3 separate regions of the Homo sapiens genome follow, and regions 1 and 3 are each linked to region 2. Evidence: chromatin loops called from intact Hi-C (ENCODE). Cell type or tissue: MCF 10A. All regions are shown on one strand. Region 1 has its middle 16 kb from the start of OR10P1. Region 2 holds the start of RDH5 (retinol dehydrogenase 5). Region 3 has its middle 32 kb from the start of OR10A7.

The links. Hi-C counts contacts between places; a loop is a spot of excess contacts. Peaks named below come from ENCODE experiments on the same cell type or tissue, not always from the same donor. Only the 100,000 strongest peaks of a DNase experiment are listed, where the experiment ranks them.
Region 1: it touches region 2 in a loop (9-fold over the local background); 2 of 110 quality-filtered maps call a loop at or near these places.
Region 3: it touches region 2 in a loop (24-fold over the local background); 7 of 110 quality-filtered maps call a loop at or near these places.

What each region holds. Positions count from the first base shown.
Region 1 is chr12:55,616,748-55,624,747 of GRCh38, forward strand. No RefSeq gene overlaps it. Among named protein-coding and RNA genes, the nearest start is that of OR10P1, 16 kb to the right of the region's middle. In MCF 10A, a CTCF peak has its summit at 3,126 (motif pointing left); a DNase peak (open chromatin) is centred at 3,084.
Region 2 is chr12:55,717,489-55,725,488 of GRCh38, forward strand. It overlaps BLOC1S1 (biogenesis of lysosomal organelles complex 1 subunit 1), which reads left to right. Exons shown (of 4, transcript NM_001487.4): 3 at 1,603-1,735; 4 at 2,011-2,215. The coding sequence ends at 2,121. RDH5 (retinol dehydrogenase 5) reads left to right here and starts at 2,905. Exons shown (of 5, transcript NM_002905.5): 1 at 2,905-3,029; 2 at 3,665-4,006; 3 at 4,201-4,459; 4 at 6,398-6,561; 5 at 6,834-7,217. The coding sequence starts at 3,697. The coding sequence ends at 7,057. It overlaps CD63 (CD63 molecule), which reads right to left. Exons shown (of 8, transcript NM_001780.6): 8 at 7,835-8,000. It overlaps BLOC1S1-RDH5 (BLOC1S1-RDH5 readthrough), which reads left to right. Exons shown (of 6, transcript NR_037658.1): 3 at 1,603-1,735; 4 at 4,201-4,459; 5 at 6,398-6,561; 6 at 6,834-7,254. RefSeq lists enhancers at 193-352, 453-502, 613-772, 3,340-3,968. In MCF 10A, CTCF peaks have their summits at 3,672 (motif pointing left) and 7,330; DNase peaks (open chromatin) are centred at 3,793 and 7,333.
Region 3 is chr12:55,184,627-55,192,626 of GRCh38, forward strand. No RefSeq gene overlaps it. Among named protein-coding and RNA genes, the nearest start is that of OR10A7, 32 kb to the right of the region's middle. In MCF 10A, a CTCF peak has its summit at 4,530 (motif pointing right); a DNase peak (open chromatin) is centred at 4,535.

The sequences.
Region 1 (8,000 bases), 100 kb before region 2:
GCACTTTCCTCTGATTGATCTCCACCATTCACCTATTTTATATATGCCTACCCTTCCCTAATTGGTTTTTATAACACTATCGTGCCCACCTTTGAGTGATGCCTCTTTTTTTTTACTTTTTTTCGTACTCACAAACCAATCAGCATGCACTCCCCTATTCTGAGCCCATAAAAGCCCCGGACTTAGGCACATGGGGAGAGAGACAACCCAACTTCAGATGAGAGACCATCTTCCCATAGCATCTCCACCAAGAGCTGTTTTGTTGCTCAATAAAATTCTCCACCGTCATCACCTTCAATGGTGGGCATATCCTCATTCTTCTTGGGCATGGGACAAGAATTTAGGAACTGCTAAACAAGGGTATGAGTTATAACACAGGCGGGCAGGGGCACACCTGGCCCAGCCACAGGCTGAGCCAGTGCACAAGCCAAGCATGGCCCTGGCGGGTTGAGTGGGCGGGCTCTCTTCTGCGGCAGGTAGTGTGGCCAAGGAAGGCCCAGGCAGGGGTATCACCAGCTGGAGGTCCCCAGCTTGTTGCAAAGTGACCAAGAAAAATCCTGTGTCACTATTGCCCCATTACCTTTCATCCCTAGCCCCTCACCATGTTGCCTCTTTTGAGGTAACAGAGATGCAGAGATATCACCTTCTCTGAGAGGAGTTTATTCCCAACACTCACTCCAAATCATCCCCATTGACATCCATGGCACCATTAACCTTTCACTCTTTGAGACTAAACACTTTGAAGTCATCCCTGACTCTTCCCTACTATCTGTCACCCACTCCTGTTGTCTCTTCCCTTAGAATCCCTCTTGGATTCACTCTACTCCTGTATTTCAACAGCCCTCACATAGTCCACATGTCAAATGTGACCAACTGTCAGAGACTGCAGGAAATGGTCACACATTCTTTGCCTCCCTACAGCCACCCTCTTTGGTAGTGACCTTCTACACTGACTCTGGAATTGGCCATGTGGCTTGCTTTGGGCAATGTGACACCAGCAAACATAATGCGAGCAGAAACTCAAAAAACGTATCCTCTGACCACCATGTGAACAAGCCTGGGCTAGCTTACTAGATGACAAAAGACACGTAATCCACTTGCCCCCATCATCCCACCTGACAATAGTCTCACATACACACAAACCCCATGGCAGAACTCCCCAGCTGGCCACTGAGGAGGCATGGGTGAGCCTATCAAAGACCAACAGAAGAACTACCCAAACAAGCCTATGCTAAATTGCCAACCCACAAAATCATAAACTAAATAAATGATGTTGTATAAGCCATTAAGTATTAGGGTGATTTATGAATCAATGAAAATTAGCCAATACACTAACAAAAAGTAAATATATGTGGCAAACACATGGTGACCCTTGATTAAGGATCTAGGATTAAGAAGTTGAGATAAGAGAGTGTTTTCCCATGTAAGTTGAAATTGATTTGATAAAATCAGGAAGTTGAACCTGGTTTCTTCTCATGTATGGTCACAGACTACAGGAAGTTATCAAGGAAATAAGCTCTAAACAGGAGGCCAACTGAGGCAGAACTATTTCTTTTTCTTCTGGAGCATTCAATGCTCTCCCCACTGGGCAACTGGCTTCCAAGGTGAGACTCAGATGGGGATACTGACCTGGTGGATTTTGAAATTCTAGTCCCAAGGACCCTGACTTGAATGCATATTCTATGTGAAATAAGATTGTAAAGTCTCCAGAAAAGCTCAAAAGTCACTTGTGGCCTGAAGTCCCACACTCTCGTCGGGAGCATTTCTGGGCCACCCTTCTCCAAGGACTCTGTCCCCTGATAATAAAATTATCAGATGGTATATAAGAGAGGTGCCTAGAGCTGCCCACTCTGAATATGTATTTCTCAAAAAGTTCAGAAAATGGGCAGGAGGGCCAGGTGCAGTGGCTCACGTCTGTAGTCTCAGCATTGGGAAGCCGAGGTGGGTGGATTGCTTGAGTGCAGGAGTTTGAGACAGCCTGGGCAACATGGTGAAACCCCGTCTCTACTAAAAATACAAAAAAAAATTAGCTGGCCAGGCGCAGTGGCTCATGCCTGTAATCCCAGCACTTTGGGAGGCCAAGGCAGGCATGAGGTCAGGAGTTCAAGACCAGCCTGGCCAACATGGTGAAACCCCATCTCTACTAAAAGTACAAAAATTAGCTGGATGAGGTGGCAGGTGTCTGTAATCCCAGCTACTCAGGAGGCTGTGGCAGGAGAATCACTTAAACCCGGGAGGTGGAGGTTGCAGTGAGCCGAGAGCGTGCCACTATACTCCAGCCTGGTTGACAAGAGTGAGATTCCGTCTCAAAAAAAAAAAAATCAGCCAGGTGTGGTTGTGCACGCCTGTAATCCCAGCTACTTCAGAAGCTGAGGCAGGAGAATCACTTGAACCTGGGAGGCAGAGTTTGCAGTGAGCCAAGACCATATCATTGCACTTGAGCCTGGGCTACAAGAACAAAACTCCATCTCAAAAAAATAAAATATAATAAAATTAGCAGGGCATGGTGGCTCAGCTACTGTGGTCCCAGCTACTGAGGAGGCTGAGGTGGGAGGATTGCTTGAGCCCAGAAGGTGGAGGCTGCAGTGAGCCAAGATGGCACCACTGCACTCCAACCTGGGTGACAAAGTAAAAAAAAAGAAGAAGAAGAAAAGAAAATAGGCAGGAGGAGGATGTACCCATCTGCTTACTTCCCAAACTGAGTCAGTCTTGAGTGAATGTTTTTCTTTCCTTTCACCAAACCCCATAGACACACAATTTATGAGCCAGGTTAAGGTAAACAAATGCTGTATCTGCCAACAATATGCAGTCTCATATTAAGCACTAGCACACTGCATTAGTAGCTTGCAAATTTATCCCATCTTCCATTTCAAAGTTATTATGATGTGAAAATAATTCCTGTATAAGGCATCCATGGGAACTGTGGAATGGGAGGTGGGGGCTGAGGACCTAGGACATTGCTTTTAGCATGTCTACGTGTAGACGGGACCAAATTCTCAGGTCATAGACTCAATATTCCAGAGATAATCTGGGTAAATGGCTCCCTCTAGTGGGACATATTATTTTTGCAACGTCTCACACACACCACGTGTTAAGAAATTCTTGAAAGGACTTAAATTCTCACGCAGTGGAATCACTGTCCAGGAATGATCTAAACAAACACTTCCCTCTAGTGGAGACTTTTTTCTTTAGAAAATGTCAAACACTGAAGGGGAGTACTCACAGATTAATAAACTCTGCCTAAATACAATTGCCAAGGAGGAGCCTTAAGGGCACTCAATAAAAATTAAAATATCACCAGGCATGGTGGCTCACACCTGTAATCTCAGCACTTTAAGACACAGAGGCCGGCAGCTCAGTCAAGATCAGGAGTTTGAGACCAGCCTGACCAACATGGTGAAAACTTGTCTTTATTTTTTTTAATTTTAAGGAAAAATAAAGAAAAATTTAAAATATAAAAATAAAATTATTAAAGAAAATTGTTATAATTGACCATACATCTGCTCTTTCCACATCACACCTCAAGTAGGAAGGACAATAACTTGGAATTTTCTTTTCCTCCCTTTGTAATAATGTGTGCCAAGGTCTTCTATGAGGAGGAGGAGGACAATGGAGCTCAGAACTGCTGTAATTTGCAATGCTGTTTTAACATGTGTAAAGTAATTTTTGTTTTTATCCTCAAAAGGCAGCACCTTCTGGGTGGTGGGGATATGGATGAAGGAAGAAGAAAGGGGGGAAATAAAGGCTAAAGAAGAACTGAAGAGGGAAAGAAAGGAAAGGAACAAAAAAAATGGGAAGGCGAGAAGGAAGAAGGTGGGAGGGAGAGGAAATTAGGAACCCCGTAACCTCGAGGCTGCCATTTACAAATAGATTTTAAGGTGTTTTCAAAGGAAGGGTTCTCACAAATTACGCTGTACTTGGAAATTTCCTTGTAAGTACAAGATTTTTAAATATATTATTGAAATATGAAACTTGATTTGTGAAGACACAAAACTTTTTTTAACTTCTATTTAAAAGGTGAACATATGGATATGACCTGGCCAGATAGGTTGGATGCTTGGAACAAATCTAATGAGCAAAATTGTATTTCCAGATTTCAGTATTTCTAAGACCATCCATGGTTTCTAGATATAAGAATTGAGGCCGGGCACAGTGGCTCACACCTGTAATCCCTGCACTTTGGGAAGCCAAGGTGAGTGGATTACTGGAGGTCAGAAATTTGATACCCGCCTAGTCAACATGGTGAAACCCCATCTCTACTAAAAATAAAAAATAAAAGTTAGCTGGGCATGGTGGCGCATGCCTGTAATCCCAGCTGCTCGGGAGGCTGAGGCAGGAGAATCGCTTGAATCCAGGAGGCAGAGGTTGCAATGAGCTGAGATCGTGCCACTGCACTGTAGGCAACAGAGAAAGACTCCGTCTCAAAAAACAAAAAACAAAGAAAGTGTTATCAAAATCCCAAAATAGCAGAACTTGAGTAATTGGCATATGCGGATTCACTACAATCTTCTCTGTTCTGCCTGTCTGTAAAAAATGTTTAATTTTTTAACGTGTAAACATAAAATGGGTGGTGCTCAAATCAAATCACTAACTTTTTTGGTATCAGGTTTGATATACTTTCTAAATAAAAAGGGAACAGAGACAGACTTCAGCAGCCCTGATGAAGTAAAGCAATCACAGATCAAAGTCGGAAACATTTAAATGGCCACAGGCCAAAAATCAGTAGCCATTAGGCTTGTTTTTAGTTTAGTTTTAGAGAAAAGTTTAAAGCCTTAAAGCAAACGTGGCTTGAGTTCTTGGCCATTCTATTCATTGTATCTTGAAATCATGGTGATCTAAGAAACACTAAAATCTACAGATATATTTGCTCATCAGATTTGTCCCAAGCATCCAAACTGTCTCGCCAGGTCACATCCATATATTCATCTTTTAAGTAGGCATTTCAAAAGAAAAATTTCGCACCTTTACAAATAAAGTTTTACGTCTCAATAAAATGCTTTAAAAATTTATATTCAGAAGAGAATTTCCAAATAGAAAGCAATTTCTGGGAATCAATCCTCTGAACACCTTTAAATCAATTTGTACACAACAGTTTCAAGATTAGAGTCTCTCTCTCTCTCAATCTCTCTCTACCCCACCCCCCAAAAGAACTTTTCAACATCTTTCTAAGCTGAAAAGAGACAAGAAACTCCTTTTTGTTTCTGACAAAAGCAATTTTAAGGTGATTAAAGTAGCATGTTCCCAATATTTTTAAATGTGCATCATTCTCAGCTGGTGTTTATGTGAGAAAACTTCATATTTCATTCCAAAAACTCCAGACATTTCAACAAAAGCATTGTATAGTCTTGGGTTACATTCTAAATACACAGAGAGATAATTTGAAATAGGCGTCCTGAGAAAGAATGTGCGTATTGAATGTTGCTGGCTAGAAGACAGGCTATGTTGTTACATACAACGCAACTGTTTGTTAACAACCATGTTAATTGATGATCAGGTGTGATGTTTTAAGCATTTTCTATCCAAACATAATAGCTTGTTATTTATGATAACATGTTACTTTATTATGTTTTAGGCAATTGGTTGAAGGTTTAGGGTAGACATGTATCACATAATATTTTTTACCACTCAAAGTGATGAGAAATAGGTTCCCAGGTAGCATATTCACACAGAACATCTGATTTTCATGAACAGATTATTGATATTAAACAGGAGATGGCTATGTAAGGATTCAGATATCTCAACACAGCATTGGAAGCCTGAAGACAACAAAACAATACCTTAGAAATTCTAAAGAAACATTAATTCCATCTAGACTACTATACCCAGCCAACTCTCAATCAAGTACAAAAATAGAATACTTTTTTCAGATGTGCAAAGTACCAAAAATTGTATTCCACCATCCAATAGCACATGGAGCTACTGAAGTGTATACCCTCCCAAAACAAAAGTAAGCTAAGAAAGAGAAAGACATTGGGTCCAAGAAACAGGAGCTCTGATTAAAAGAGAGATGAAAGACATCTCCAGACACCCCAGATAGAAGCTATGCTGAAGGCTGGAGAAAAATCAGTCCAGAGGGCAGCCTATAGACACCCACCTTCCACATACTACCCTCCACCAAATACACCACAAACACCCATAGGCCCATCACACTTAAACTACACACAATTCACACCTCACTCATGGCAATACACACTACACACAGGCTACAGGCTTGGTCCCCAGAGTCTGTGACTAATAGAAATATTGGACATTCTTTGTCAGGTCTCAAGTTTAAGAAAAGACTGTCTTTCTCGATTCCAAAATCAAAACAGACCTCTGATGACCTTCCAAGCCAGAGGTCCCCTCCTTCAGTGGGGCAATTCCTCAAGAGCCTCTTTCTACTTCACACACACTCTGAGAGCATCACCCCCACTTTCAGGGGTCACCTAGCCCTTCAGTCATTCAGCCAACCATCCACATCTCCACCTATCCATCTTCTGTTCATCTGGCCAATTGCCCATCCATTTATGTGCCTATATGTCCACCAATCAATCAAGTTGACCACCTATCCTGGACTTGTCAGGGTAGTTTTCAGACCCACAAAGAGCCTTAACACAAACTCCTTTCTAGGGAGCTGATGTTCCACCTTCATTTCACATCCCTGTGAATGAAGCAGGAGAGCTACCCCTGGAGGAGAAAGCCTGGCTCAGTTTCTCTGTCCTTAGGCCCAGAGGCCTGAATTTTTTCCCAGAATGTTTTTGATCCAAGGTTGGATGAATCCACAGATATGGAACCCATGGATGTGGAGGTTGACTATATATATATGCACACAGTCATCCCTCGGTATCCATGGGGGAATGAGTCCAGGACTCCCTACAAATACCAAAATCCAAGGATGCTCAAGTCCCTACATAAAATGGTGTAGGATTTCCAGATAACCTATGCACATCCCCCATATGCTTTAAATCATCTCTAGATTACTTATAATACCTAATACAATGTAAATGCTATGTAAACAGTTGTTATACTCTACTGGTTTTTCCATTTGTATTATTTTTTACTGTTGTCTTGCTATTTTTCTTTTTTTTCCAAATATTTCTAATCTGCTGCTGGTTGAATCTACAGTTGCAGAGCCCATGGATCCTGAGGGCTGAATACATCTATATACAGTCATGTACTGCATAAGGACATTTTGGCTAATGATGGTCCACATATACAGTGGTGGTCCCATAAGATTATAATACCACATTTTTACTGTACTTTTTCTCTATATAGATACACAAATACTTACATTGTATTACAATTGCCTACAGTAATCAGTACAGTGACGTGCTGTACAGGTTTGTATCCTGGGAGCAATAGGCTGTACCATATAGCCTAGGTGTGTAGTATGTTATACCATCTAGGTTTGTGGAATTACACTCTATGATGTTCACACAATGATGAAACCACCTAATGAGTCATTCTCAGAATGTACTCCATCATTAAGTGATGTATAATGGTATTATTCATGACAGGATTATCTTACCTGATGGGGAAAACCCAATTATTCATTCCTAAAGAATAGAGTCTTTGGTGGTCTTACTCTACTGGTTTTCCCCTGCAACCAGCACACCAGACAATCCCTTGGGGGTTGGTTTGGCTTGGTTGGTTTGGGGTTTGGTTAGGATCACTATGTTTTCCCTCTTGGGTTTTAAAGTGAGCACCTTCCTGCTCCCATTGTATGACAACCCTATATCAATAATATAATCACCATCAATCATCCCACCTAACATGAGATTATCCTCTGTTTTGCTTATGTGTACAGTGTCCTGAGAAGCCTTAAATGGACAGAAATAAGTCTGAACTTCTAATTCTATGAAATCATTATTTTGTCCCTGGTAGTAGCATTCTTGCTATGTTAGTTAAGGTACAGGTTAATTGCTATACCAAAGAAACTCAATAGTACAGTGGATTAAATAAGATTAAAATTTCTTTTTCTGTAATGAAACAGAGATATGCTCTCCAAAGGTGAGAGGTCC
Region 2 (8,000 bases):
CCTATTGGGTCTCTAGGGACCACACCCTGCCCCAGCCCTAAATGAGAATGCAAGTAACAGCCAAAGACTTGGGAAAAAGCAAAGAACATTGTCTCTTGACCCTAAGTGACCCAGAAGCGTGCAGAGATGATGATTTGCTAGTCTGCCTATTGGAAGAAAGGCAGTATGGTACCTTCCACCCCAGGTCAAGTAGAACAGCTCGGTGTGAATCCAGAGACTGAGTCATCCAAGTGAGCCATGCAGGGGCTGGGGTCATCTTTGTTACTCATCTTGGGGGAAGGTTGAGAGAAAGAAAGTTGTGGCTGGGGCCTCTGATCTCCCTTCTCTCCAGGCAGCTCTCTTTACTCAGTGTGAATATAGAAGCAGGTGGTCAATGGGGAAAACCAGAAGTTCAGGAATTCTCAGGGGAGTCTGTTTCAGTTCCTACCCGACCCTTGACAGTGACCCAGCTGTCTCCCAAAAAGAAGGAACAGGGTCTGCCCTCCCATTTCCTCCCTCCCACATTGGCACCTCCTGGGCTCTGCTGTGCCCATCATTTGTGAGATTGGCCCAGGCCTTTCCCTCTTCTTTTCCTTTGCTAGATGCCACCCCACTTTCAGCTTAGAGGGCAGCTAAGCCAAAGCCAGATTAGAAAGGGTTTTGTGTTGCTGCCCACGCCTCCTCTCATTCCCCGGAAAGGAAAACAAAGGCTCAGTCTATCTTGGCCCCTGTCAGGTGTCCTGCCCACTCCCTCAGCCCCCACCAACCCCTTCCCCGCTCCAGCCCCCACACATTCCAGTGGGTGGGGGCACCGGATGTGGAATCTCCTGGCTGAGTAGAGCTCTGGGGTGGGAAGTGAAAAATTCAACAGCCAATAAAGGAGAACAATTATTGCAGGGGTTGGGGAGGGCAAAAAACACTGGCAGAAGGTTGGGGACACCAACCCCATGGTAGTAATGGTAACCACAGCCCATACCTTGATTGAAAAGAAAAACTAGTGCCTAAGGCAGAAGGGAGGGAGAGCATGTGTGTGTGTGTGTGTGTGTGTGTTTGTGTGTGTTCCTTGATCTGTGTGGGCAAAAGCGAAGGCTTGGGAGAGCAACTGAGAGCCGAGAAGAAACCCCTGGGATACCCTCTTTTGACCCAGGGTTCCTGGGGAGGGGGTTTGTACTCCCATCCTAACCCGGCTTCAGGGAGGGGCCCAATTTCCCTCTCCAACTTCTTGCATAGATCCCTAGGCTTCCAATCACTGCCAGATGTGTTCCTCCTGCTGGATTTTCCCAGTTTTTCCATGCCCCTTTTTCCCTCCCAGCTTTTTCCTCAGGGATATCACCCCAGGTTTTCCCTCCCTTCCCCCACTCAGCTGCAGGAACTCCTTTTTGGGGTTTGGAGCTGGTATGTTTCTAGTCAGCTCCGAGCTTGGCTCTCCTGGGAATCCTGGGAGTGAAAGGAAGGAGCTGGGTTTATTTGCATGTACTGGTAGTCATTTGCATCACATCCAAAAATGGCCAAAATTATGAGCCCTGATTCTTGGCTGAACTCCCACTGCTGCAATGGAATATTAGTCCCGGAGACCACCCCCAACTAGCTGGAGCTGATCTCCTCCCTCCTCCAACCCCCCAGTGTGGCCCAGGCCTACATGAACCAGAGAAAGCTGGACCATGAGGTGAAGACCCTACAGGTCCAGGCTGCCCAATTTGCCAAGCAGACAGGCCAGTGGATCGGAATGGTGGAGAACTTCAACCAGGCACTCAAGGTGGGCCATACTCCCTACCTCACCACCCCAATCCTGGGCCCCCATTGGCTGCCTCCAGTCAGGTTACCTCAGGTTTAGGTTAAGGAGGAAGTAGGGTGGTCCCAGAAACCCCATCTATAGCCCCAGTGTCAGAAAAGGTAGAGAAAGAAAGAAAAGCAGTTGGTGGGTCCAAGTAAAGCCTTTTCCAGGAGATGAATAAAACGTATTCCCCAGACTGGAAGCCATACTCTACCCATTCTGATTCCTGGGCTCCCACCTCCTCTCCCCCTTCCCAGGAAATTGGGGATGTGGAGAACTGGGCTCGGAGCATCGAGCTGGACATGCGCACCATTGCCACTGCACTGGAATATGTCTACAAAGGGCAGCTGCAGTCTGCCCCTTCCTAGCCCCTGTTCCCTCCCCCAACCCTATCCCTCCTACCTCACCCGCAGGGGGAAGGAGGGAGGCTGACAAGCCTTGAATAAAACACAAGCCTCCGTTTCTCTGTGGTGTGTTTCAGAGAGCTACTAGCTCCAGTGTCGGGGGTGGGAGTGGAAGGTTCAAAGGTGGTTTCCCTGAGGGACAGGTACCTTTTGGGGAGAGGGTGGAACTAGCTTCCTCTTACTATCCCAACTCTCTTCTCCTCCATGGCCCTTGTGCAGGTGTCTGTTAGGCAAGCAGAGGGTGGGAGTTCCCATCCCTCCTGAGAGAAGGTCCTAGTAGCCCTGCCCCAAGCTTCCTAATTCAGGACTTGTTTCCTACAGAAGAGAAACAAGGCAAGGTACAGGCCTGGTCCCCAGCTCTGGCTTTCTGCCTCTCCACGTGCTCATGGCCTCTCCCAGGCTAACTCTAAGCAGTGTCATGAGTCTGAGCCAGGTGGGAGATTAATTCCTGGGGGCACTTCAGGGCTGAGAAGGGGGAGGAATGACAGGTCCAGTAACCGTTACCAACAGAGCAGTGCAGCTGCCATCCTTGACAGCTCCCTCCTCCTTGGAGACCATGACATAGATGGTCAGGAACCCAGGCTGAGAAAGACAGCCAAGGGGTGGGGGGAGCCTAGGCAAATCTGGCCTCTGCCAAGTCCTGGCTTCAGCCAGGCAAGCTCCAGCCTCCCTGGCTCCTCCTCCTCCTCAGTCCTATCCCCACCCTGTCACACATACACTTAATACGCCTGGCATCCAAGTCCACCCACTCCGGACTTTGGCCTTAGCAGTAGTTAGTGTGGGAGGCTGGGAAGACTGGGAGCAGTCTCTTAAACAAAAGCAAAAGAATAAGCTTCGGGCGCTGTAGTACCTGCCAGCTTTCGCCACAGGAGGTAAGTGGATACTGGGAGCTGGGGGAACTGAGAAGACTAGCCAGATATTACATGTATTGCCAACTCAAAACTTTCAGCTTTTAACATGCTTCCTCACACATTATCCCCTTTGATCCTCCACAACTCTGAGGTGGACCTGGTGGGTCTTAGCCCCACTTGGTAGATGAGAAAATAGGTTGAGAGAGACAGTGAGATGCTCAGTATCACACAGCAAACCTCTTGGCCCTATACATCATTCCAAACACAAGACCCAGGTTGCATATAGAAGGTTCAGTGTCCCTGGTTTAGAAGGAGAGGTGGTGTGAGGCAAGCAAGAAGATGCCTCTGCTGCACTCCAGCCTGGGCGACAGAGTGAGACTCCATCTCAAAAAAAAAAAAAAAAAAAAAAAGATGCCTCTGCTCCATACAGCAGGTCTGTACACAGGATCTGGCTCATGTGGTTTTAGTTAAGTTAGCCACAAATACAGGGTCTGCCCACATCTTTGCTTTGAACAGATGAGCCATGGTTGGCCAATTATCTGCCAACCAGATAATTTCTCAATATGCTCACACCAGATGCTTCCAGCTAGGGAGGGTATTAGGGGAAAGGGCTTGAGGGCCACAGTAAACTGGACAAGTTTTTCTGCCCAGCCTAGGCTGCCACCTGTAGGTCACTTGGGCTCCAGCTATGTGGCTGCCTCTTCTGCTGGGTGCCTTACTCTGGGCAGTGCTGTGGTTGCTCAGGGACCGGCAGAGCCTGCCCGCCAGCAATGCCTTTGTCTTCATCACCGGCTGTGACTCAGGCTTTGGGCGCCTTCTGGCACTGCAGCTGGACCAGAGAGGCTTCCGAGTCCTGGCCAGCTGCCTGACCCCCTCCGGGGCCGAGGACCTGCAGCGGGTGGCCTCCTCCCGCCTCCACACCACCCTGTTGGATATCACTGATCCCCAGAGCGTCCAGCAGGCAGCCAAGTGGGTGGAGATGCACGTTAAGGAAGCAGGTAAGTATGGTAGACCACCAGGAATATGGTGTGGGGTGTCCTGATCCCCACAGTCACCCCAGGAGTCACCTGCAAGGGCTGTGGTAAGCTAAAGGGACAATTTGAGGAGAAGCAGTTTTCAGATGCTCCCAGGAAGAAGAGGGAGCTGTGGGAGTGCCTCACCTACCCCCAGCATCCTTTTCATCTCCCCACAGGGCTTTTTGGTCTGGTGAATAATGCTGGTGTGGCTGGTATCATCGGACCCACACCATGGCTGACCCGGGACGATTTCCAGCGGGTGCTGAATGTGAACACAATGGGTCCCATCGGGGTCACCCTTGCCCTGCTGCCTCTGCTGCAGCAAGCCCGGGGCCGGGTGATCAACATCACCAGCGTCCTGGGTCGCCTGGCAGCCAATGGTGGGGGCTACTGTGTCTCCAAATTTGGCCTGGAGGCCTTCTCTGACAGCCTGAGGTGAGGGGTACAGGGCTCTGGGTTCCAGGACTAACAGCAGCCCACTCAACAAACGTGGGCCAGCAGAGGTGGTTAAGATACAGCACATTGGAATAGTTAAGAAGAGACAGTTTAGGGCTAGACTTCATGGGTTCAATGAAGTCTACCCTTATGTAAGCTTTGTGACCATAAGTAGATTACTTCTCTTTACCCATTTTTAACGTGTTTGTTTTTTGTTTTTTGAGATGGAGTCTTGCTCTGTCGCCAGGCTGGAGTGCAGTGGCGCGATCTTGGCTCACCACAATTTCCACCCCCGGGGTTCAAGCGATTCTCCTGCCTCAGCCTCCCGAGTAGCTGGGACTACAGGCATGCGCCACCATGCCTGGCTTATTTTTGTATTTTTAGTAGAGACAGGGTTTCACTATGTTGGCCAGGTTGGTCTCAAACTCCTGACCTCGTGATCCGCCCACCTCAGCCTCCCAAAGTGCTGGGATTACAGGTGTGAGCCACCACGCCCGGCCTTGCCTCTCGTCTTTAAACAATAAGGTTCAAAGTTCCGTGGGAGCACAAAGGAGACATGATGAGGACAACGGGAGTAGGGCCTGAGTTTTTTTTTGTTTTTTTTTTTTTAAGCGTTTTGCTCTTGTTGCCTAGGCTGGAGTGCAATGGCGAGATCTCAGCTCACTGCAACCCCTGCCTCTCAGGTTCATGTGATTCTCCTGCCTCAGCCTCCCGATTAGCTGGGCTTACAGGCACGTGCCACCACTCCCAGCTAATTTTTTTGTATTTTTAGTAGAGATGGAGTTATACCATGTTGGCCAGGCTGGTTTTGAACTCCTGACCTCAGGTGATCCACCCGACCCGGCCTCCCAAAGTGCTGGGATTACAGGCATGAGCCACCACACACGGCCCAAGGCCTGAGTTCTTAGCAGGAGTATAAGGCGCCTAAGCTTAGTCTACCTTCTAAGGAAGCCTGCGTTTGTCACCATCACTCAGCAAATAACCTGAATGTCTCCTGTCTCTCAGCCTTAATTTTTCAGGCAGCATCATGGGACACATACTTTTAGTTTTGAGACAAGGCCTTGCTCTCACCCAGGGTGGAGTGCAGTGGTGCAGTCACGGCCCACTGAACTTCAAACTCCTAGGCTCAAGCAGCTCAAGCGATATCCGCCTCAGCCTCCTGAGTAGCTGAGACCACAGGCGCGTGCCAGCATGCCTGGCTAGTATTTTTTTACAGATGGGGTCTTGCTGTGGTGACCAGACTTGTCTCCAACTCCCGGCCTCAAGCGATGCTTCCGCCTGGGCCTCCCAAAGTGTTGGGATTATAGGTGTGAGCCACTGCATACTGGAACACATACTTTATACTTGAATTTTTTTTTATCCCCTTCCCTCCTGCTCCTTACCTATACTTGGATTTCTACATCTGTGCCAGGGCAGTGGGATGTATCCCCACTTTCCCCATCAGCTTACCCTCCAGCAAATACGAGACTATACCCTTCAATATCCAGCACTCAGGGCTCAACCATGTGTTTTGGGAGCAAGGGAATGGGGTTCCTCTAGGTCAGGAATCGGCAAACTCAGTACTCAAGCCAGATCTGGCCAGCTGCCTACAAGCTGATAATGGTTTTTTTTATTTTTAAATGGTTACATTGTAAACTGTTATATAAGTACCTGATAATATCATTAATTTTGTTTCTTGGCCTGCCATGCTTAAAATATTAACTCTCTGGCCCTTTAAGAAAAAAACGTGCTGACCCCTGCTCTAGATCAAAGAAAACAAACCTCAAAAATACTTTCCTCCCTCTACCCCACTTGACCCTTGTCCCGGGGCAGTAGGCATCTCCGTCAAAACTCTTGTCCCTGGTCTGTGGTAACTTTCTCAGCTCCCCAACCCATGTCCCTCAAAGTCCCCTCCCTATAGGGCAAGAACCCAGCAACTTCGCTCTGCCCCGACTCTAGGCGGGATGTAGCTCATTTTGGGATACGAGTCTCCATCGTGGAGCCTGGCTTCTTCCGAACCCCTGTGACCAACCTGGAGAGTCTGGAGAAAACCCTGCAGGCCTGCTGGGCACGGCTGCCTCCTGCCACACAGGCCCACTATGGGGGGGCCTTCCTCACCAAGTGTGAGTAGCCAGGCCCACACAGGGGCACATGAAGGGAAACAAGTACCAGAAAGGCCAGTCCTGCATAAGCCTGCTAGGAGGTGGGTGGGGCACCCAGGGCAGGGTTGAGGGTGAACAGGATGTTACAAGAGTGCCCAGGCCATGTGGAACCTGCCCACTCCCCACACTGAGGAGGGGACTGAGGGTGACAAGCCCAGGGCCCCAGAAGACAGTACCTAAGATGGGCTGGAGTGAGGAAGGGAAACTGATTGCAACCACCTATGGGGCTGCAGACCTGAAAATGCAACAGCGCATCATGAACCTGATCTGTGACCCGGACCTAACCAAGGTGAGCCGATGCCTGGAGCATGCCCTGACTGCTCGACACCCCCGAACCCGCTACAGCCCAGGTTGGGATGCCAAGCTGCTCTGGCTGCCTGCCTCCTACCTGCCAGCCAGCCTGGTGGATGCTGTGCTCACCTGGGTCCTTCCCAAGCCTGCCCAAGCAGTCTACTGAATCCAGCCTTCCAGCAAGAGATTGTTTTTCAAGGACAAGGACTTTGATTTATTTCTGCCCCCACCCTGGTACTGCCTGGTGCCTGCCACAAAATAAGCACTAACAAAAGTGTATTGTTTAAAAAATAAAAAGAAGGTGGGCAGAAATGTGCCCAGTGGAAGGCTGACCCCATTTAAGTGCCAACTACTCCAAACCGACATGCTCACGGTCTCTGGCCTGTTCAGTCCCTGCAAAACAGCTAGCACCCACAGTGGGGCGCCAGGGAACTGCCTCACATCTACAGCTGCACGTCGGGGAGTGGCCATCAAAGGGCACTTTAATACATTTCCCTTATTTTCTGAAGGGGAGTAAGGTTGCAATTCAGTGTCTGTACTGGGAATGGTCTTCATATTTCTTGGGGGAGAAGAGCAGGTGATGAGGGTTCTGGGCCAGGCTGGGTGGCTTCCATGGAAGAAAAGGCAATATTCACATAAATTCTCCTGCTAAGGACACTGACCACACAGGTGTCAAGGCAACTTATCATACTTCGAAAGGAGCTGGATCCCTTGAGGATTGGCCAGGAAGGGAGGTGCTGGGCCCTTAGCGGTGCACAGAAGGCCAGGAAGATGTCCAAGGCAGATGGGGGCTGGGCTCTCGCAGGTGGGACCTTTCTGGGGAGCTGCTTTGACTTATGCAGCAGATGGCTTCATGAATGTTCATAGTGAGCCTGGCAGCATAAGACTAGGGGGCAGAAAGCACCACAGTCTCTGGATCCTCACTTCTCCCACTGCCTGCCCAACCAACACCTTCGCAAAGTCCTCCTTTCCCAAACACCCCCCAAAATAGACCTCGAAGTACACATGCATTAAGGTCCCAGAGGACAGGGAACATCAGTAAGGAAAGGAAGGAATCAAGCATCACTCTAAGACAAACTCAGACCATCTCTTTTCGGTCTGAAAAAATA
Region 3 (8,000 bases), 530 kb before region 2:
GGCCAGGCTGGTCTTGCACTCCTGACCTCAGGTGATCAGCCGGCCTCGGCCTCCCAAAGTGCTGGGATTACAGGCTTGAGCCATTGCACCTGGCCAATAGTTTTATTTCTACTAAAATGTCTAGTTCTATCAAATTTTTATTACTGAACAATGTTATAGGCTAATAAAATGCGACTTGCTTGCTTCAAAAAATGAGTGAATAAATAAGATAGGTACATGGTCATTTGAGTTGATTGTGGTGCAACCTGGGGAATGGAATAGGAGATAGAGTTGCATTGGTTAGAATTCTTTAACTTAGTTTTTAAAAGATTCTGCAATATAAGGCTGGAATGTTTAAGACTTTTAAAACAGGATCTCCACAAAATGTAAAACGATTAGTCTATGTCCCTATTTCTTATTTGTATAAATTCGCCAGTATAATCCAACTCTCTGTATTCCAAATTCCATGCTTTTTTTTCAATAACACTTTGCCCATGTTTAGATTAGATAAGAGAAAAAAATATTTCTTAATAACTAGTTTTTTGCCCTCCAATCCTGAGAATTTATGAAATTGATGAGGAAACTTTCTGATTAACATTTTTTTAAAGTCTCATCTTAATTATGGAAGAGAAGAAAATCTTTCTAATATATATTTTTCATGTAAATTGTCTAGGGTGCCTTCTGGAATCTCCTGTTAACAGAAATTTACATCTTGATTGTAACAAACCCTGGAGACTAACCAGAAACTTACATAGAACTCCTTTATTGTTGTCATTAATCATCTTTGTCCTGGGAGAATATTTATACAAATATGTTAAATTAAAGATGAAGTCATTCTTAGAGTAGCATGTTTGGAACCAGCTCTATTTTGATGGTTTCCACATAGTGTGAGTCCCTCTGGGTGTGTAAACGGATACTTTATTTTCACAGTTTAGTGTGTCAGTTAGGGGGAGACCTAAGAGAGATTTGTGCCTTTGAGAAGGTTAATGTGAAGATGAGACCCGCTGGTCTCAAGTATAATTGGGTATAGGGAAGCTAATTTCTCAAGTATACAAATTAATCTGGCTTTGCCGTAATTAGCTATAGGTTGCTCCAGAGTAATCAGATGATTCCCACTGGTGGAATGAAACTTTTGTATCCTGCTGTGAATTACCTAAAATAAAGCCCGCATAAAATAACTCATAATTTTAATCAGTCTCATTGGGCCCTATTAAAAAGTGAATATAGTAAGGAACAAAATTAAAAATAACCTTAAGAAATTCCTTAGATAAATGATTACAGTGCAGCTCAAGCTTGAGACAGCTTTAAGTGATACATTAAATGTTAAAAAATATAGGGTAAGATACTAGCATTTCCTTTATATTTTCATACTTGACACACACACACACACACACGCACACACACACCATAAGATTCTGTTGGGTGGATGTCAACATTATTAGGTTAATTCCCAAAGAGTCCGTATGTTAAAAGTAACTAATATATCTGCAAACACAATTTTCTTATTCCTTCTATGGAGAATTACATCTGCCCTTAACCACAAGTCTCTCTCTCTCCTTTTTTCTAAATCTTTTTGAAGGTGTAATGTATAGCTTCTAGTTTACCACATTTTACATTCTTGAATAGCTAGAAGTTAGTTTTAAATTGATTTACATTTATTATTCCTTCAGTGAAAGTGCTGTTCTTTAATTATTTGTTAGGTTTAATAGACATAACATAGAATAAATGGGGAAAAATATCTTCCTAAAACTGTTCCCCTTCTCTGTGGACAAATTTGTGTTATAGGTTCTCTTACTTCTAGAAAAATTAATTGTAAAATGTAAATGATAATTTACCCAATTCCTTGGCATTTTAAATATTTTTTTAACTCAGTTTGAATTGCAGAATGCAATTTAAACAATTTCTGTTAGGATACTACCAAGATTTTTTTGAAGAATTCAAAGAAGATATTAGGCAAATAAACATGTTACAATCTTCACTTTGCCTGTGTAAAATACTCTTATTTTTATTTCCTTCAGCTCACATCAGATGTATAGATACTGTATGCATTTATTGCCTCATGGCTGTTGTTTAGTTGATCAGATTGAATAGTTCTGGTTTGAATTATATTCGACACTATGTGGTATAATGCATTATTATTTAACCAGAGCAGCCACACAACAGAATAATGAAATAATGTTACCGTTAATGCCCATTGAACTTTATATGAGATAAATATCAAATTACATCACAAGCAACTTATCATAGTAATTGAGTATACACAGGATTTGAGGAATAGCTGCCAAAAAATAACCCTGTCCAAGTTTTCCCAAAGGCATCTATTATACTCAGCATCTTCTAAAAAAGTTTTCCTCTTGTCATGCTAGGGATAACTCCAGGAAAATAATTATGGGAAGGAATTCCCTGACTATAATGAATAAAATTGGTAAATATGAAAAAAAGATTAAAATGATGAGAATGCTGAACCTGCAACCTACCAAAAACAGTGCAATATTGTCTTTCTACTTATCTATTCAGAATAATTAGAAGGAAAACAAGGCAGTTGCTAACTGTTGATAAAAAATAAAATATTTTATACTTCCTAATTGAGGCTAATTTTAGACACCCAATAATTAAGTCATGATTCAAATTATTTCTTTTACATTTCCCAGAATCTCGTATCTCACAGAGGTGGGGGTAGTTTTATTAAGTGAGAAATCATGTTTTAAATTTTAAAGCTATCTCTTAAAGTGGGTAGATACTCTTGGTGTCGTTTTTAGTTAAATAAAATAATTTTAGTCTTGATAATAAGTATCAGATGATTATGGGACAGAAATTAATTATTCTTAAAGAAGTGTTTAATTATAATTGTCTGAATTATAGAATTCATGCATATAAATAATCCCCCAAAAGACTGGAAACCATATTCTACCTAAAGATAGGAAATGACAACCAGGTGAAAATAAAAAACCCTGCGATTTAAATTTTAGGTGCTCTCTTAAGTACCTTAAGTGTTTAATACCTTCAAATGCAAAAGATTCTGTGTTATGTCATAGATGCGTCTTAAATAATCTAACAAATAATTCAAAATGAATACTATCTGTATGCATTCTAAATCAGTAACCAATTAGAATTCACTTAAATAGCTTCATCAGTGCAGAGTCTTATATTTTTGAAGGCAGTTTATTTCATTTTCAAAAAACTCTGCTTCTTAGAAAATTTTCCTCACATTGAGCAGCGAGGTACTTTCATGTTGCTTCCTCCCATTGTTTTTTGTTATACTCTATGTATCCTTGAGAATAAATCAAACCTCTTGATACATCTGTTAACCGTGTAATGGCAATGACTTCAGTCTTCTTGTATAACATTCAACTTTCATAATGACTTCAGTTACATCTTATCTGTCATGGCTGAATATGACAATACTGGCCACCCTTATGAATGTACTCTACCATATTATCTGGGCCTTTCAAATGAAGCAATACCTAGAATTTAACACAATATTCATTCATTCATTTATTTTACAAGTACTTATTTAGTATGGTTTAGGTCCTTCTTTAAGGATGGGGATATAACCAATAGGCCTTTTGGACTGAACACTGTGGAAATCACTGATGGACATGAGAAAAGCTGATTCTCCTCTCAAGCAGTTTGTGTTATTGGGGAGAGAGATGCCAAAGAGTTATAAATTCTATGGACAAAAATAGAGTTAGACGACAGAAAATGAGTCATATTTGACATGTTCTTCATCTGGTATACACACACAACTGAGCAAAGGAAGGAATAATTCTATTTCTTTGTATAAATTTTAAATTGCTTAAACAAATGTAATACTGTTAATAAAATTGCATTTGTCACATTATACTGAAAGCTAAAATGTCACAAAGTGTCAGGTTTTTTTTAAAGTTTAAAAATGTTCAGACATGAGATCATATGGATACATGGTGGGGAACACCACACACTGGGGTCTGTTGGGAGGGCATGAGGAGGGATAGCATCAGGAAGAATAGCTAATGGATGCTAGGCTTAATACCTAGGTGATGGGTTGATCTGTGAAGCAAACCACCATGGCACACGTTTACCTGTTTTTAATCAGTAACTAAAAATTCTGCCAAACAAATGGGTGACTTGTTTATCTTGTAATATATGAATACTATTTGTTGAATTAATTTGTATTATTTTTGAATTATTCTTAAAAGATGTATGTATTAATATATGACGTTTGATTAAATAATAAAATTAATAAAATTTATTTTCATTCATGAAATTTGTAGGGGAAATCACAGAACAATGTAGTCATATGAAGATATGTCAAACTAGAAGTATAATCTATAGTAAAATTAATCTTTTCTAGAATAATAGAAAGATGGAGAAAAAAACTGTCTCTAGAACTTTAGTTAAAACGTCTTTTGAATTATTATATAGCCATTTTTAGTTACTTATTAAAAACTAACAAACCTGCATATCCTGCACATGTACCCTGGGACTTAAAATAAAAGTTGATACCAAAAAAATAAGTTCAGACATGACATATATTCACATACAATCACTATACGTTCTCTCCACCAGATGGCACTGTTAGGTAGCTTTTCATGGGCATGTCACTATCCTACACTTATGGGGATATAAGCTGCCTCTGAATTTCTTTGAATAGTAGGGTGTATCATTATATAGCAATTTCCTTCTTATAAGGCATTTATTTGGCAATTAGTAACTTAAATTGATTGTATTTTAAAAATTGAAAACGTATAATTTGGTGAAAAATGTGTGAGTGTACAAAATTCTATTTTGGGTAATCATTATTGTTACTAGATTAATCAATATTGCCAGATCAATCAATAAATAATAACAGATATTTGACACCTACTTTTAGGCGATGAAAACTGTATGCAGAAACTGAGAAGACATTATTTTTTGAATCTTTTTAAAGCAGTATTTTAAATTTTCAAAAATTAAAACATAATCACACTGCATGTATTACCACCCTAAAAATGGTATGGACGCTAATCATATGTTTTGGTTTGTGTATTTGGAAAATTTTTCTTCAGTTCAGGGAATCATATCACAAAGAGAACTTTTGCATTATATGATTTTTCCAGCCCTTTCCTTCTGTGGAAAATAGAAAAACCTCATAAAATAAAGTTAAAATCAGTAGGAATTCTGCCAAACAAATGAATGACTTGTTTATCTTGTAATATATGAATACTATTTGTTGAACTAATTTGCATTATTTTTGAATTATTCTTAAAGGGTGTATCTATTGATATATTAGATATGTTTGATTAAATAATAAAATTAATAAAATTTATTTTATTCATGAAATTTGTAGGGGAAATTACAGAACAATATAATCATATGAAGATTTATCAAACTAGAAGAATAATCTATAGTAATAATTAATCTTTTCTAGAATAATAGATGGAGTAAAAAAACCAATTCTCTAGAACTTTAGTTAAAATGGCTTTTGAATTATTATATAGCCATTTTTTAGTTACTGATTAAAAAATCCTTAACTCAGAGTGATGTAAGCAAATGATAAAACAGTAGGAGGAAGTTATTATCTCATGTCACAGAAAATTCCAGTGCATAACTAAAGCTGGGTTCACAGGCTTCTATGACATCATGACTCAAAACTTACACAGTTCTAGGTAGTATTTTCTTCCTATTGATACTACTGCAGAGTTACTCTCTTTGGTTGTGCTACAGCCTCAGAAGATCCACAGTTATATCCTCTCAGGTTCAAATCTAATGGAAAAGATAGCACTTCTATTTTCTTAAGTGAAAATTCAACTTCGTTTAAGTGGACCTGAGTCATGTATCAGACTTTGAGCCAATCTCTTCCGTGAGACCTTGGTCACATGCCTACCCCCATGTTCTCTGCTGCTAACATGTAGTTGGAGAATTGGCAAGGTGTGTTTCTTTAGTGAGAAACAAGGTGAAGGGAGAATGACTGCTAAGGAGTCGAAGATTCAAAAAGTGCCTCTCACATTAGGAGTAATAAGAATGTAGAAACAAAAGCAGAGTAAACATAAATAGAATACATTTCTTCCTTCTCCTTCTCCTTTTCCTTCTTCTTTTTGAGACAGAGTCTCACTCTGTTACCCAGGCTAAAGTGCAGTAGCGTGACCATAGCGCACTGCAACCTGGAACCTCCTGGGCTCAAGTCAAGCAATCCTCCAACCTCAGGCTCCCAAAGTGCTGGAATTATAAGCATGAGCCACTATGACTGGGTGAATAAATGTCTTTATTATAAATCAGGTTAGATGGGTGTCAAGCAAATGTACTGATTTAGTATTTTATATATTTCTAATTTTCTATCAAATTTCTGAAACTCAAAATGCATATCGATTAGTTGATTTTAGGATTGGGGTGGGGTTAGGTACAATAATACCATGTGACTGAATTAATATTCCATGTCTGTGTTTTTTAAAATACATTTATTTTAAGTTCAGGGGTACATGTGCAGGTTTGTTACATAGGTAAACGTGTGTCATGGGGGGTTTGTTGTACAGATTTCTTATTGCTCAGGTATTAAGCCTAGTATCCATTAGTTATTTTGTCTGATCCTCTCCCTCCTCCTACCCTCTACCCTCAGATAGATCCTAGTGTATATTTTTCCCCTCTATGTGTCCATTTGTTCTCATTATTTAGATCCCACTTACAAGTGAGAAGATGTGGTTTTTGGTTTTCTGTTTCTGCATTAGTTTGCTAAGGATAATGGCATCCAGCTCCATCCATGTCACTGCAAAGGACATGATGTTGTTCTTTTTTATGGTTGCATAGTATTCCAAGGCATATATGTACTGTATTTTCTTCATCCAGTCTATCACTGATGGGTATTTAGGTCGATTCCATGTCTTTGCTATTGTGAATAGTGCTGCAATGAACACACACATGCATGTGTCTTTATAATAGAATGATTTATATTCCTTTGGGTATATGCCCAGTAATGGAATTGCAGGATTGAGTGGTATTTCTGTCTTTAGGTCTTTGAGGAATCACCACAATGTCTTCCACAATGGTTGAACTAATTTACACTCTCACCAACACTGAGAGTGTAAAAGCATTCCTTTTTCTCCACAACCTCCCCAGCAACTGTTATTTTTTTAACTCTTTAATAATCGCCATTCTGAGTGGTATGAGATGGTATTTCATTGTGGTTTTGATTTGCATTTCTCTAGTGATCAGTGGTGTTTAGCTTTTCTTCTATGATTATGGGCTACATGTATGTCTTCTTTTGAGAAGTGTCTGTTCATGTCCTTTGCCCACTTTTTAATAGGGTTGTTCGTTTTTTTTTCTTATAAATTTGTTTAAGTTCTCACAGATTCTGGATATTAGACCTTTTTCAGATGCATATTTTGAAAAGTTTTCTCCAATTCTGTAGGTTGTCTGTTTACTCTGTTGAGTTTCTTTTACTGTGCAGAAGCTCTTTAGTTTATTTAGATCCCATTTGTCAATTTTTTCTTTTGTTGCAATTGCTTTTGTCATCTTTGTCATGAAATGTTTGCCCGTGCTTAAGTCCTGAATGGTATTGCCTAGGTTGTCTTCCAAGGTTTTTATAGTTTTGGGTTTTACATTTAAGTCTTTAATCCATCTTGAGTTAATTTTTATATATGGCTTAAGGAAGGGGTCCAGTTTCAATCTTCTGCATAGGGCTAGCCAGTTATCCCTGCACCATTTATTGAACAGGGAATCTTTTCCCCATTGCTTCTTTTTGTTCATTTTGTGAAAGATCAGATGATTGTAGGTGTAATATTGCTCTTTTAATTCCCCCTTTTAATGCTTTGTCTCTGTCAATTTTATAACCTTCAGATATCTATTAGTTATTAAAATTGAGAGAATTTAAAAATTTTCAATCTCATTTAATTCAAAACTCAGGCAATGCCAAATGTTTTTAGACCTTATATTCTCCTGTGAATTGATATGTCATGAATGAGGGAGAGAAAAGGGCACATTTCTTTACTGAGTGAGTCCCAGACAGTGATAATATGTAGTTAACAATGCAGTTCTGTCAATATGATTGCATGTTATTCCACAAAAGC